Linked DNA regions of Homo sapiens: region 1 is linked to region 2. Evidence: chromatin contacts called from ENCODE Hi-C or POLR2A ChIA-PET data. All regions are on one chromosome and are shown on one strand. Each heading gives the region's core, a stretch centred on a gene start or an enhancer-like site at or near the end of the contact. The rest is flanking DNA. Distances are from core to core; before and after follow the strand shown. Region 1 holds the start of PGP (phosphoglycolate phosphatase). Region 2 holds the start of CCNF (cyclin F).

Region 1 (6,064 bases), core at 3,077-5,576, 210 kb after region 2:
AATACAAAAGTTGGGCCGGGCACGGTGGCTCATGCCTGTAATCCCAGCACTTTGGGAGGCCGAGGCGGGGGGATTAAAAGGTCAGGAGTTCAAGACCATCCTGACCAACATGGTGAAACCCCGTCTCTACTAAAAATACAAAAATTAGCCAGGCCTGGTGGCATGTGCCTGTAATCCCAGCTACTCAGGAGGCTGAGGCAGGAGAATCGCTTGAACCTAGGAGGTGGAGGTTGCAGTGAGTCGAGATCATGCCATTGCACTCCAGCCTGGGCAACAGAGCGAGACTCTGTCTCAAAAAAAAAAAAAAAAAAAAAAAAAAGTTGCCGGGCGCGGTGGCTCACGCCTGTAATCCCAGCACTTTGGGAGGCCAAGGAGGGCGGATCACGAGGTCAGGGTATTGAGACCATCCTGGCTAACATGGTGAAACCCTGTCTCTACTAAAAAAAAAAAAAAAAAATCAGCCGGGTGTGGTGGCACACGCCTGTAGTCCCAGCTACTCGGGAGGGCGAGACAGGAGAATCGCTTCAACCCGGAGGCGGAGGTTGCAGTGAGCCGAGATCGCGCCACTGCACTCCAGCTTGGGCAACAGAGCGAGACTCGGTCTCAAAACGAACAAAAAAAAAATACAAAAGTTAGCCAGGTGTGGTGACACACACCTATAATCCCAGCTACTAGGGAGGCTGAGGCAGGAGAATTGCTTGAACCTGGTGGGGCGGAGGTTGCAGTCAGCTGAGATGGCACCACTGCCCGCCAGCCTGGGTAACAAAGTGAGACCGTATCTCAAAAAGAAAAGGGCATCCTGATCAGGTGACCTCAGGCCCTGCTTTGCCCAGAGCCCAGGCCACTGGCAAGCATGGGAGTGGATAGACCCTTGGAAGGCAGAGAGGCCAGGCACAGGCAGCAAGACTAGACCCTCCCTTTCTCCAAACGGCCTCCTTTCCCATGCAGGCCTCAGCCTGGCTCAACAGAATAATGCCTGTGGACATTCCACAGCCAGACCCAAACAGGAACTACAAAATCCTTTTTTTTTTTTTTTTTGAGATCGAGTCTCACTCTGTCACCCAGGCTGGAGTGCAGTGGTGCAACCTTGGCTCACTGCAACCTCCGCCTCCTGGGTTCAAGCAATTCTGCCTCAGCCTCCCAAGCGTGTGCTACCACGCCCGGCTAATTTTGTATTTTTAGTAGAGATGGGGTTTCTCCATGTTAGTAAGGCTGGTCTCTAACTCCTGACCTCAGGTTATCTGCCCTCCTCGGCCTCCCAAAGTGCTGGGATTACAGGCGTGAGCCACCGCGCCTAGCGGGCTACTTATATTTTCTATTGCAATGTAAATTGATGCAACTCTGTTAAGGTGAAATAGTGTCTGTTCTCGTGCCACTGAAAGCCATCCCCAGGTCGGCTTGCAGTACAAGATCCTTACTTGGGGAGACACTGGGGCCATCCCCTCACAGATAGAGACTGAATGCCTCCTGTGTGGGGGGCACCCAAAGGGGTCCTCTAGCCCCAGATGCAGGGCCACATCACCCTGTTCCCAAAGTCAGTCCTCTCCTATAAAGCGCACTTTCCTCCCAGCCTCCGCCAGGACCTTCCCCACAAGTGACCATGCCTCCCCTCCTACCTGCACACATACAGGCATATTCTGAGGACGTTAAGCCGACCAGATGGGGCAGAGCTCAGCTTTGGGGTTGACTGAGTTTAATCCCAACTCAACCTTGTCCAGCCGGCGACTCTCGGTGGCTCAGTTTGGCCATCTATAAATGGAGATGTGAATAATCCCTGCCTCTCAGGCCTGTCCTGTGACTCTGAGGAGGTAATGCAGGGAAGGAGCGGTGCAGCGGCCTAGGTGCTCACAGAGTGCCCAGGAAGCCAAGGCAGCCGGGCAAGTGTGGGAGAAGATGGCCCATGGCTGGGTATCATCAACAGTTCCCATTCCAGCCGTTGTCTCAAATCAACTACCTGTTGCTCTGTGGTAAAAGCAGAGTGTGATTCTTGTCAAATCCAGTTCTGCTCAAAGTCAAAGTCATCTTTTTTTTTTTTTTTTTTTTTTTTGATAGGAGTCTTGCTCTGTTGCCCAGGCTGGAGTGCAGTGGTGCAATCTCGGCTCACTGCAGCCTCCGCCTCCCAGGTTCAAGCGATTCTCCTGCCTCATCCTCTCAAGTAGCTAAGATTACAGGCATGTGCCACCACATACGGCTAATTTTTGTACTTTTGGCAGAGATGGGGTTTCACCATATTGGCCAGGCTGGTCTCCAACTTCTGACCTCAGGTGATCTGCCCGCCTCGGCCTCCCAAAGGGCTGGGATCATAGGTGTGAGCCACAGCACCCAGCCAGGATGAATTTCACAAACATTATGTTAAACCGTAGAAGCAAGAGCCAGAAGCACATACCGTATAATCCCAAGTATAAAGCAGTCCGGAGGCTTGGTTGTGACTCTATGGTGATAGGAGTCAGAAAAGTAGTCAGCAATGTGCTATCTGCTATTGACTGGATAGGAACAAGAGGGAACTTCCTGGGGTGTTGGAAATACTTTATACTTTGGTCTGGGTTATGTTTACACAAGCATATACATATGTAAAAAAATCTGCTGGGTGCGGCAGCTCACGCCTGTAATCCTAGCCCTTTGGGAGGCCAAGACAGGAGGATCACTGGAGGCCAGGAGTTGGAGACCAGCCTGGCCAACATAGTGGGACTCCGTCTCTACAAAAAATTTAAATTAAAAAAAAAATTAGGCGTAGTGGCACACACCTCTGGTCCCAAATACTTTGGAGGCTTAGGTAGGAGCATCACATGAGCCTAGGAGGTCAAGGATACAGTGAGCTGTGATAAGGCTACAGTGAGCTGTGATCTAGCCACTCCACTCCAGCCTGGGGGACAGAGCAAGACCCTGTCGCAAAATATATATATACATGTAAAAATGTAAAACTTCCGGCCGGGCGCCATGGCTCACGCCTGTAATCCCAGCACTTTGGGAGACCAAGGTGGGCGGATCACGAGATCAAGAGATCAAGACCATCCTGGCTAACACGGTGAAACCCCGTCTCTACTAAAAAATACAAAAAAATTAGCCAGGCGTGGTGGCCGGCGCCTGTAGTCCCAGCTACTCAGGAGGCTGAGGCAGAAGAATGGCGTGAACCCGGGAGGCGGAGCTTGCAGTGAGCCGAGATCGCGCCACTGCACTCCAGCCTGGGCAACAGAGCAAGAGACTCCGTCTCAAAAAATAATAATTAAAAAAATAAAAGGCCGGGCGCGGTGGCTCACGCCTGTAATCCAAGCACTTTGGGAGGCCGAGGCGGGCGGATCACGAGGTCAGGAGATCGAGACCATCCTGGCTAACACGGAGAAACCCCGTCTCTACTAAAAATACAAAAAATTAGCCGGGCGTGGTGCCATGCGCCTGTAGTCCCAGCTACTCGGGAGGCTGAGGCAGGAGAATGGCGTGAACCCGGGAGGCGGAGCTTGCAGTGAGCCGAGATGGCGCCACCGCACTCCAGCCTGGGCGACAGAGCGAGACTCCGTCTCAAAAAGTAAATAAATAAGTAAATAAAATAATAATAAATGTAAAACTTCCATCGAGCTGCACGGTTTTCATGCCCTTTACTGTAATGTTTTGCCTCAATTAAATACCTAATAATTGATGACGATGACGGCGAGCAATCACTGAGTACCAGGTTCTAGACAGTGTCCTTAGACCCTAATCCCCCAGCCTGGTAATGGCTGGTTCGTGTTACCTCCAAGGAACCGGGAACGCGTTTTTGCAAAGGACTGAGGCGCGTACTCACGCCTGCCGGGGAAGGAGCCCCGGGCTGGCTCGCGGGACTGGCCGGTAAGCGACCCACGTGGTGGCCCCGTGTCCCGAGCGCGTCCACGGCACAGAGGCACGGGCACGGCCGACGAAGGTGCCCCGGCCCCCTCCCGCGGCGCTCCTGCGAGAGCCCCGCCCATGCCCGCGGGAGAGACCGGCCAATGGACAGCCGGCCTGGCCCGGGTCACTCCGTGAAGGGCCTCGTCACCTAGGCTGACCACTCGCTTCCAATGGGTGAGCGGCCCGCGGCAGCCCGGGAACAGCGGCCTTGCGCCTGCGCTGCTCTCCCCTCTGGCGCATTTCCGCAGCGAGCGCTTCACTCCGAATGCCGGTTGGAGCCCTGCCAGCCAATCACCGGGGCGTCCCAAGGCCGGTAGCCAATGATCGCCCCTCTCCCCGCGCCGGGCCTCACCGATTGGCGCTGAGCTCCCGCAGCCCGCGGGAGGCGGGGGCGGATTGGCGAAGGTGCAGGCCAATGGGCGGCGGGCGCGAGGCGCTGGGCCAATGAGCGCCCCGGGGGCGGGGAGGGCGCCGCGGCGGGCGGCTGCGAGGAGCGGCCGGCGGGCGGCGGCGGCCGGCGGGCGGCGATGGCGGCGGCGGAGGCCGGTGGCGACGACGCCCGCTGCGTGCGGCTGAGCGCCGAGCGGGCACAGGCGCTGCTGGCCGACGTGGACACGCTGCTGTTCGACTGCGACGGCGTGCTGTGGCGCGGGGAGACCGCCGTGCCTGGCGCGCCCGAGGCCCTGCGGGCGCTGCGAGCCCGCGGCAAGCGCCTGGGCTTCATCACCAACAACAGCAGCAAGACCCGCGCTGCCTACGCCGAGAAGCTGCGGCGCCTGGGCTTCGGCGGCCCCGCGGGGCCCGGCGCCAGCCTGGAGGTCTTCGGCACGGCCTACTGCACCGCGCTCTACCTGCGCCAGCGCCTGGCCGGCGCCCCCGCGCCCAAGGCCTACGTGCTGGGCAGCCCAGCCCTGGCCGCGGAGCTGGAGGCCGTGGGCGTCGCCAGCGTGGGCGTGGGGCCCGAGCCACTGCAGGGCGAGGGTCCCGGCGACTGGCTGCACGCGCCGCTGGAGCCCGACGTGCGCGCGGTGGTGGTGGGCTTTGACCCGCACTTCAGCTACATGAAGCTCACCAAGGCCCTGCGCTACCTGCAGCAGCCCGGCTGCCTGCTCGTGGGCACCAACATGGACAACCGGCTTCCGCTTGAGAACGGCCGCTTCATCGCGGGTCCGTGCGCCCTGGGGCGGGAGGCTGGGGGGCGGGCGGCGGGCCCCCTCCCTGCCCTTTGACCCGGTCCCCTGTGCCCCGCAGGTACCGGGTGTCTGGTCCGAGCCGTGGAGATGGCCGCCCAGCGCCAGGCCGACATCATCGGGAAGCCCAGCCGCTTCATTTTCGACTGCGTGTCCCAGGAATACGGCATCAACCCCGAGCGCACCGTCATGGTGGGAGACCGCCTGGACACAGACATCCTCCTAGGCGCCACCTGTGGCCTGAAGACCATCCTGACCCTCACCGGAGTCTCCACTCTAGGGGATGTGAAGAATAATCAGGAAAGTGACTGCGTGTCTAAGAAGAAAATGGTCCCTGACTTCTATGTTGACAGCATAGCCGACCTTTTGCCTGCCCTTCAAGGTTAAAGATTGAGTGTCTTTAATCTGCAGAATAAAAAAAAAGAAATTGAAAACCAGTTACCCAAATTAATAGGTGGGGCTTAAGCATCTGCTCGGCTAAGTGGCTTCAAAGAGTGTAATTGGAGTTAAGCAAAGGCATTCATTGTTAACCTTGTAAGTACACGTTTGGGGGACGATTTTGTTTACAGATGCTTGTAATCGAAGATGCACTTTTAGGCTTGGAAGGCGTTGTGGGCTGGGTTCTGGGCCTTGGGTGGGGTTGGCAGGGGCAGGCTCTGCACCTGTCCGGGATTCAGGTAACCAGGGCCTGCCGATGGGACTGAGGCGGGTCTAGGGGTGTGTGTCCTGTATTTTATTGAAAAACTCATTCAGGGATCCAGCCCCTCAGGGGGCAGAGGGACTGATTATTCTGACTGTTGGGAGAGGCTTGCATGGACCAGAGCCCCATCAGTATGACTGAAAGTCCAGCGGAGCCTTCTGTGTCCCTGTGCCTCCCAGCAGGGTGGGAGTGGAGGAGGCGGCTGCTCCCAGGTGGCATCTCCCTGCCCTTGGGTGCAAAGTGCTGCCCTCACCACTCTCCCACCTCCCTTACTTCCTTGAAAACCACTCTGATGTCACAACTGAGTGTCTGT
Region 2 (5,712 bases), core at 2,668-5,167:
CAGGAAGGTGACTCTTGTCTGGGTCATGTGGGAATGGATCACAGCCCTCTGGAGGCACCACGGGCCCGTGTCAGTGGCGTGAGGGATGACTGACTGCATAGCCTGCTGGAAGGTGTGTGGCTTGTGCGGCCTGATGCGTGAGGTCTGCCACCCTCAGTCACTCCCCAGGGTATGAGGCAATGTCATGGGAGACAGCAACAGGAAAATCGTTGCTGAATCAGGCCGTGAGACACAGACTGGCACATAGGGAGGCCAAGGCAGGAGAAGACTGAGCCATTCTCAGGGTGCAGAGATACCTTTCAAAGAGCTTCAGGTTCCCTGGAGACGGCCACAGCTCCTGGAAGCTGGCACATGCCCACACACTGGCGTGGTTGTCCACCAGGTCCTTCAGCTGGGAGTGTACCTGCAGAACAACGGGGGCCGGGGCTGGGTGATGGAGGCACCACCCAAAAGCCCCACACCTGGAGGCTCTTGAGGACGAGAGGCAGATGTAGGGTCTCCTGTCTCCCTCGCCATCCCAAGTAGTTGAGGTCCCCAATCTCTGTGTGAAAGTAACTGTCACTTTGAGCAGATAAAAGAGCCCAGAAACGAGTTTCTCTGAGGTTCTAAAGCAGGGCAGAGGACAATGATCTGGGAAGGAGGAAACAAACACCTAGGCTGAGAAAGAGGGTTCAACATCCCTGCAAAGGTATCACCCCCAAAGACAGGGGAAACACTCTAAAAGGGGGCAGGCAGGACGGAAATGTGTTTTGTGCTTCCCCGCTGGAGGCCTTGCTAGTGGGAGTGTGGAAACAGGTCACAGGGACTCAGGGCAAAGAACAACACCCATGATGGAGGTCTCAGGTAGAACCCGGAGCCTAAGCGCTGGGCCAACGCAGGAGTGTCCAGGCCAGGACCTGGAGCACAGGTGAACACTTTAAGCACCAAAGTTTCCACTGCCATTGGAAATTCAGCACCCCCTGGGGTCCATAAAGTGTGTCGCACCTGCAATGGAGGTGGCTTTGGGAGTCAGAAAATGGGTTCTTGCTGGCATTTCCCCATGAATCCACTATATACTCTAGGTTAAGTCACTCAAAGTAAGCCTATGGTTCCAATATCTAGAAAATAACTCCTAGAGTCCATTTCAGTGTTAAATGTTACATGGAATTTGTCCTCAAGAATGTATTCTTATTCTTTTAAACACTATCCTATTTTTTAAGGGATGCAAATTTCACTGCCATAAAAGGGTACTTTCAGCCGGGTGCAGTGGCTCATGCCTGTAATCCCAGCACTTTGGGAGGCCGAGGCGGGCGGATCACGAGGTCAAGAGATAGAGACCATCCTGGCTAACACAGTGAAACCCCAACTCTACTAAAAATACAATAAATTAGCCGGGCGTGGTGGCGGGTGCCTGTAGTCCCAGCTACTCGGAAGGCTGAGGTAGGAGAATGGCATGAACCTGGGAGGCGGAACTTGCAGTGAGCCGAGATTGCGCTACTGCACTCCAGCCTGGGTGGCAGAGCGAGACTCTGTCTCAAAAAAAAAAAAGGTACTTTCTTTGTTGACACTGCAATGAACAGAGGCAATTTTAGTGTGCTAGGAGACAGCAGTAGGAATTTCTGTAATCAGAATGTCTTAAAGAAAGCATCTGGTAATGATATCATCCTTGTTTCCTTTTTGCCCTCCTTTTTTTTTTTTTTTTTTTGAGACAGAGTCTCGCTCTGTCGCCCAGGCTGGAGTGCAATGATGTGATCTCGGCTCACTGCAAGCTCTGCCTCCCAGGTTCAAGCAATTTTCCCGCCTCAGCCTCCCTAGTAGCTGGGATTACAGGCGTGAGACACCACGCCCGGCTAATTTTTGTATTTTTAGTAGAGATGGGGGTTTTGCCAAGTTGGCCAGGCTGGTCTGGAACTCCTGACCTCAGGTGATCCACCCCCCTTCGGCCTCCCAAAGTGCTAGGATTAAGGCATGAGCCACCGTGCCTGGCCTCTGCCCCAACCTCTTTTTTAGCCAAAGTTTTGTTCTGACAGTTAAGAACACAAGGCCTGATGGTATAATCAACAATGCTAGGGCTCATAGTGTTTTCATGCAGGGACTTACAGCTCGGACGGCCAGGATGTCCTCTACAGAAAGCCATTTCAGGATGTGAAAGAGCACATCTTCGGGGAGACTCAAGATGGTCAGGTTTCGGGGCCTCCTCCTTATTCTTCGCTTTGTAGGATAACAGAAACACTTGGCACACCTACAGTGGACCACTGAAGGAAAAAAAGACAGAAGCCTTGATAAGATGAAAAATTATTCTATATACACACCCTTGAAGGGAAAAAAAAAGGATAAAAGTTACATCTGAAGATGATCTAATGGTTACTATTCCCTGTGCCACAAAAGATGGAACTATGCTTCTTGTCCCAAACAAAGATTATGTAAAGGAGTGGCATTGCACAAATTACAGAAGAGATCATTCATTTTCAAATATTCAACAAATATTTATGGCAAATAGCGCATGTCATGTAACTTGGCTATTGGGAAACTTTCTGATCCAGAGCCCACATGACAGGCAGGAAGGGGAAAAAGCTGCCGAAGCTGAGGACGGTTTTCCTTCTATTTCACTCTCAGGAAAACTCCTGGGGCCTTTGCTGGATAGCTTTGCTTTTTGCACACGTGACCAAGGTGCATAATGTTCAATAAAGATCTGTGGGCTTGAAGAGTCTGGTTTTCAAGTCCAAATTAGAAGGGTCGGCCCTGGAGAGAAGCCACAGACTTGGAGGCCGGGGCAGTGTGCGTCCAAGTCTCAGCTCTGCAGAGTCTCAGTGTGCCCTCTATTGTAGAATGCGGAGTTGACAGCTACGCAGTAAGGTTGTTGCTCAGGTCCCAACACAAACCTAGACCTGTAGGTTTGTGTACAGATGCAATCATTAAAGGTGAGACGGGCATTCCACCCACCAGGCAGGCAGCCCGGACATGCTTCTCAGATGTGCTCTCTCCTCTTCCCACAGCCGGATTTTCCAACTCCTACTCCAGCAACCCCTTCCTCACTCTAAGCAGATGACCTTAGCCCTTATTTCACAGGGAAACAGAAGCCCTCAGACAGGAACCTCAGGATCCTGCCTCCCCATCTACAAATCTACCTTTCTATCCATCCTTCCTTCCAGTCCTGAAAGGAAGCGCCACTCCCCTCTGTGGGCCCAAATCCCTCCCCGCCTTGCTAGGACTTCCTAGCGATTGCTCCCGGCTCCCCTCTCTTGACCGGGGTCTTCCTGTTAGCAATTAAATCAGCTGCAAAAGCCAAACGTATTCCAGGGCGACGAATTCTCAAAGATTCTATAGACCTCTCCATAAAATATTCCTCATTCTCCGGCTCCAGGACAGATACTATGATAATAGCTGAAACCACAGTTCGTGTTTCCTGTGCCTCAACGCGCGCGGGGCCGAACGCTGCTTTCCACAGAGCTAGGTCCACGGCCCCGCTGGACTGAGGCTCGGTCAGGGCCCGGCCGGGCTGCGGGATCGCTTCGCCCCCACGCGCTCCGCAGCCCTTTCCCCGACCAGGAGGCGCTGGTGTTTGGCTCCCCGAGACCCGATCGCCGCCCCGGGACCCGATCGCCGGATCGCTGCCCCGGGACCCGATCGTTGCCCCAGGAAAGGGCCGGAAAACGTCGCCGCGGGGGAAGGCTCCGAGGGGCTCGGGCGCCCGCCGGGCATTTAAACCGCGCGCCCGGCCGCCGGGGCTCCCTGCGCGGGACGCGACATCCGCCCCGGGTTAAAGAGCTCGAGCCAGCCCTCTTCAGGCCGCCAGGGCCTCCCCTCCCGCGGGACCCACCGTCCGCCCCGCAGGGCAGGCAGAAGGGGTGTGGGGCAGAAACCAGCGGACATCGCCCCGCACTCACCGCCGCCGCTCCCCATCGCCGCGCTCGCGTCGCTGCCGCCGGAGCCCGCCTGAGAGCGCGCCCGCGCCCCGGCCGGAGCGCGCGTAGCCCTCGCGCAGGCGCAGACCCCGCCCCGCCGCCCACCCCAGTTTTCAAACGCACCCGGCCCTCCCATTGGCCTGCCCGGGGGGGCCGCCGCCGGCCCCGCCCATGTCCCGCCCTGTGCTCGCCTCATTTACCGCCCTCCACGCCCTCCCCGCCTGCTCCGGGACCCGCCATTGGCCGCGCCAGGACGCGAATTCGAACATTGGCCGCTGATTGGTGGAACCCGCGTGGCCGCCCCGCCTCCCCAACGGGGCTGGGGTCCCGTAGGAGCGCTTCCCGGCCGGCGGGCAGGGGTTTGTGGGCGTCCCCTCCCGGCCGCATGGGTTCGGGCTTCGCCGCTGACCCCGGCGACCGGCATCTGCGGTGCCAGATGGGCTGCGAAGGCGCACGCCTGCGGCCAGGGGAAAGAGGACTCCTTGGCGTCCCTCGCAGTCGCGGCCGTGATCCAGCCTGGGACAGCCTCGACGTGGCGCTTCTAAGACGAGGCCGTGCCCTGCCCGGGTCCCGGGGTCGCTCCTGGGCCCGCGACCCTCACCCCCAGCTTGCACGGCCTTCCCTTCCGCCGCCTGCTTCAGGTGGAGACCCTTGGGTTTGTGGCTGAGCCGCTGCTGGGCGGGGATGCTGGCCGGGATCGTGGTAGAGAAAGAGGAGGTCGGAGCTGACGCTGGGAAGTCTCCCCCGCGGAACGCTGACCCCTTCTTCCCGCGAAACGTGGCGCACCCTGGACGCCTCAGTGCTCCAGCCCCGGGGCAAGCCCTCCCCATCACTTTGGCCAGATGCTGCCCCCTGTCTGGCCTCCTCGGCTGCTACCTGGAGCTGCTCGCCGCGGGAAGTGTCGTATCTGCTCACTCTTGTCTTGGGCAGTGCCCATCTGAGCTGTCCTTCAGGAGTCAGCCACACCGCACCCCTTTTACGGCACAGGCTGTCAAGGGGAAGACTCGCAGCCTCCTGACTGTCTGGTGGAGGACAGAGGGGGCTTTTCCTGGGGAAGGCAGGGGCCTGGGCCAAGGCTGCCCACCCCTCCCTCACGCTTCCCTCAGTCTGCACCCTTCCATCCTTCCGGGTCCCCATAGAACTCCTTCAAGTACTGGGCCTGCCCTGGGCACACAGACAGGAGCCCTGGCGTGCAGGCTTCAGCCGGCCTGGGGCAAGAGACAGAGTAAACAGGTGATCACAGCACAGGGTACAGAAGAGTCCGTGGCCCCAGAGAGGGTCTGGAAGTTGGGAATATTCCCTGTCCCGGAATCAGGAAGCGGGTGAAGGAGGGTGAAGAGAGGACAGGCTGAGCGAGTTTGGGGCCTGCTCCCCAGATGTCCCATGTTCTCAGCCCCCAGATTTATTATCCCCTTATCTCACTTTTGTCCTCCTGGGTTACTGTTTCCTACTTTGTCACTGTTACCTGTCTCCCCCTAGGGCAGAGGTGCACTTTCAGGGTTAGCTTCCATAGCATCTTGAAGGGATTAATCAACTAGAGCCAGCCATGAGCACATTAGCCACACCAGCTGCCTCTAGAATCTAGAACAGCATCCTTGGTCCCTAGGTTGTTGTTTAGCTCTATCCTGTGCTTTGTGTCCTGATCACTCTCCTTTCAACATGGACAGGCAAATTTCTTTTTCAGGGAGCAGGAGTTGTCTTGACTGCAGCCATGCCTGCTCTCGCCCCACACCCTGCACTGGCAGTGGGAGCCTCCAGGGCTGCCCTGGGGTGATAAGTGGCTCCTCCAGGGTGTGGGCCCGTTTCCCACTGGGCTTCAGGAAGGTGA

What was found. A loop is a pair of places that touch in the nucleus more often than their neighbours do. ChIA-PET counts read pairs that join two places held with the same protein, here RNA polymerase II (POLR2A). Pooled maps may share reads with other maps.
Region 1: a loop to region 2 is called in a pooled map, with 7 times the contacts of the local background. The contact joins the promoter of PGP here to the promoter of CCNF in region 2. A Hi-C loop is called at or near these places in 3 of 168 maps with a recorded cell type or tissue (CD8-positive, alpha-beta T cell and naive thymus-derived CD4-positive, alpha-beta T cell), 16 of 37 single-sample maps with no recorded cell type and 16 of 50 pooled maps. POLR2A ChIA-PET finds 5 or more read pairs at or near these places in 5 of 52 experiments (AG04450, H1, PC-9 and 1 more).

The regions. Positions count from the first base shown.
Region 1 is chr16:2,213,102-2,219,165 of GRCh38, reverse strand. It overlaps PGP (phosphoglycolate phosphatase), which reads left to right and starts at 4,326. Exons shown (of 2, transcript NM_001042371.3): 1 at 4,326-5,028; 2 at 5,113-6,064. The coding sequence starts at 4,389. The coding sequence ends at 5,438. RefSeq lists enhancers at 3,924-4,218, 5,240-5,369, 5,791-6,064 and silencers at 3,750-4,409, 4,750-4,799.
Region 2 is chr16:2,427,652-2,433,363 of GRCh38, reverse strand. It overlaps CCNF (cyclin F), which reads right to left and starts at 3,917. Exons shown (of 17, transcript NM_001761.3): 1 at 3,867-3,917; 2 at 2,080-2,234; 3 at 297-403. The coding sequence starts at 3,882. RefSeq lists silencers at 3,542-3,591, 3,602-4,451 and enhancers at 4,662-4,841, 4,277-4,856.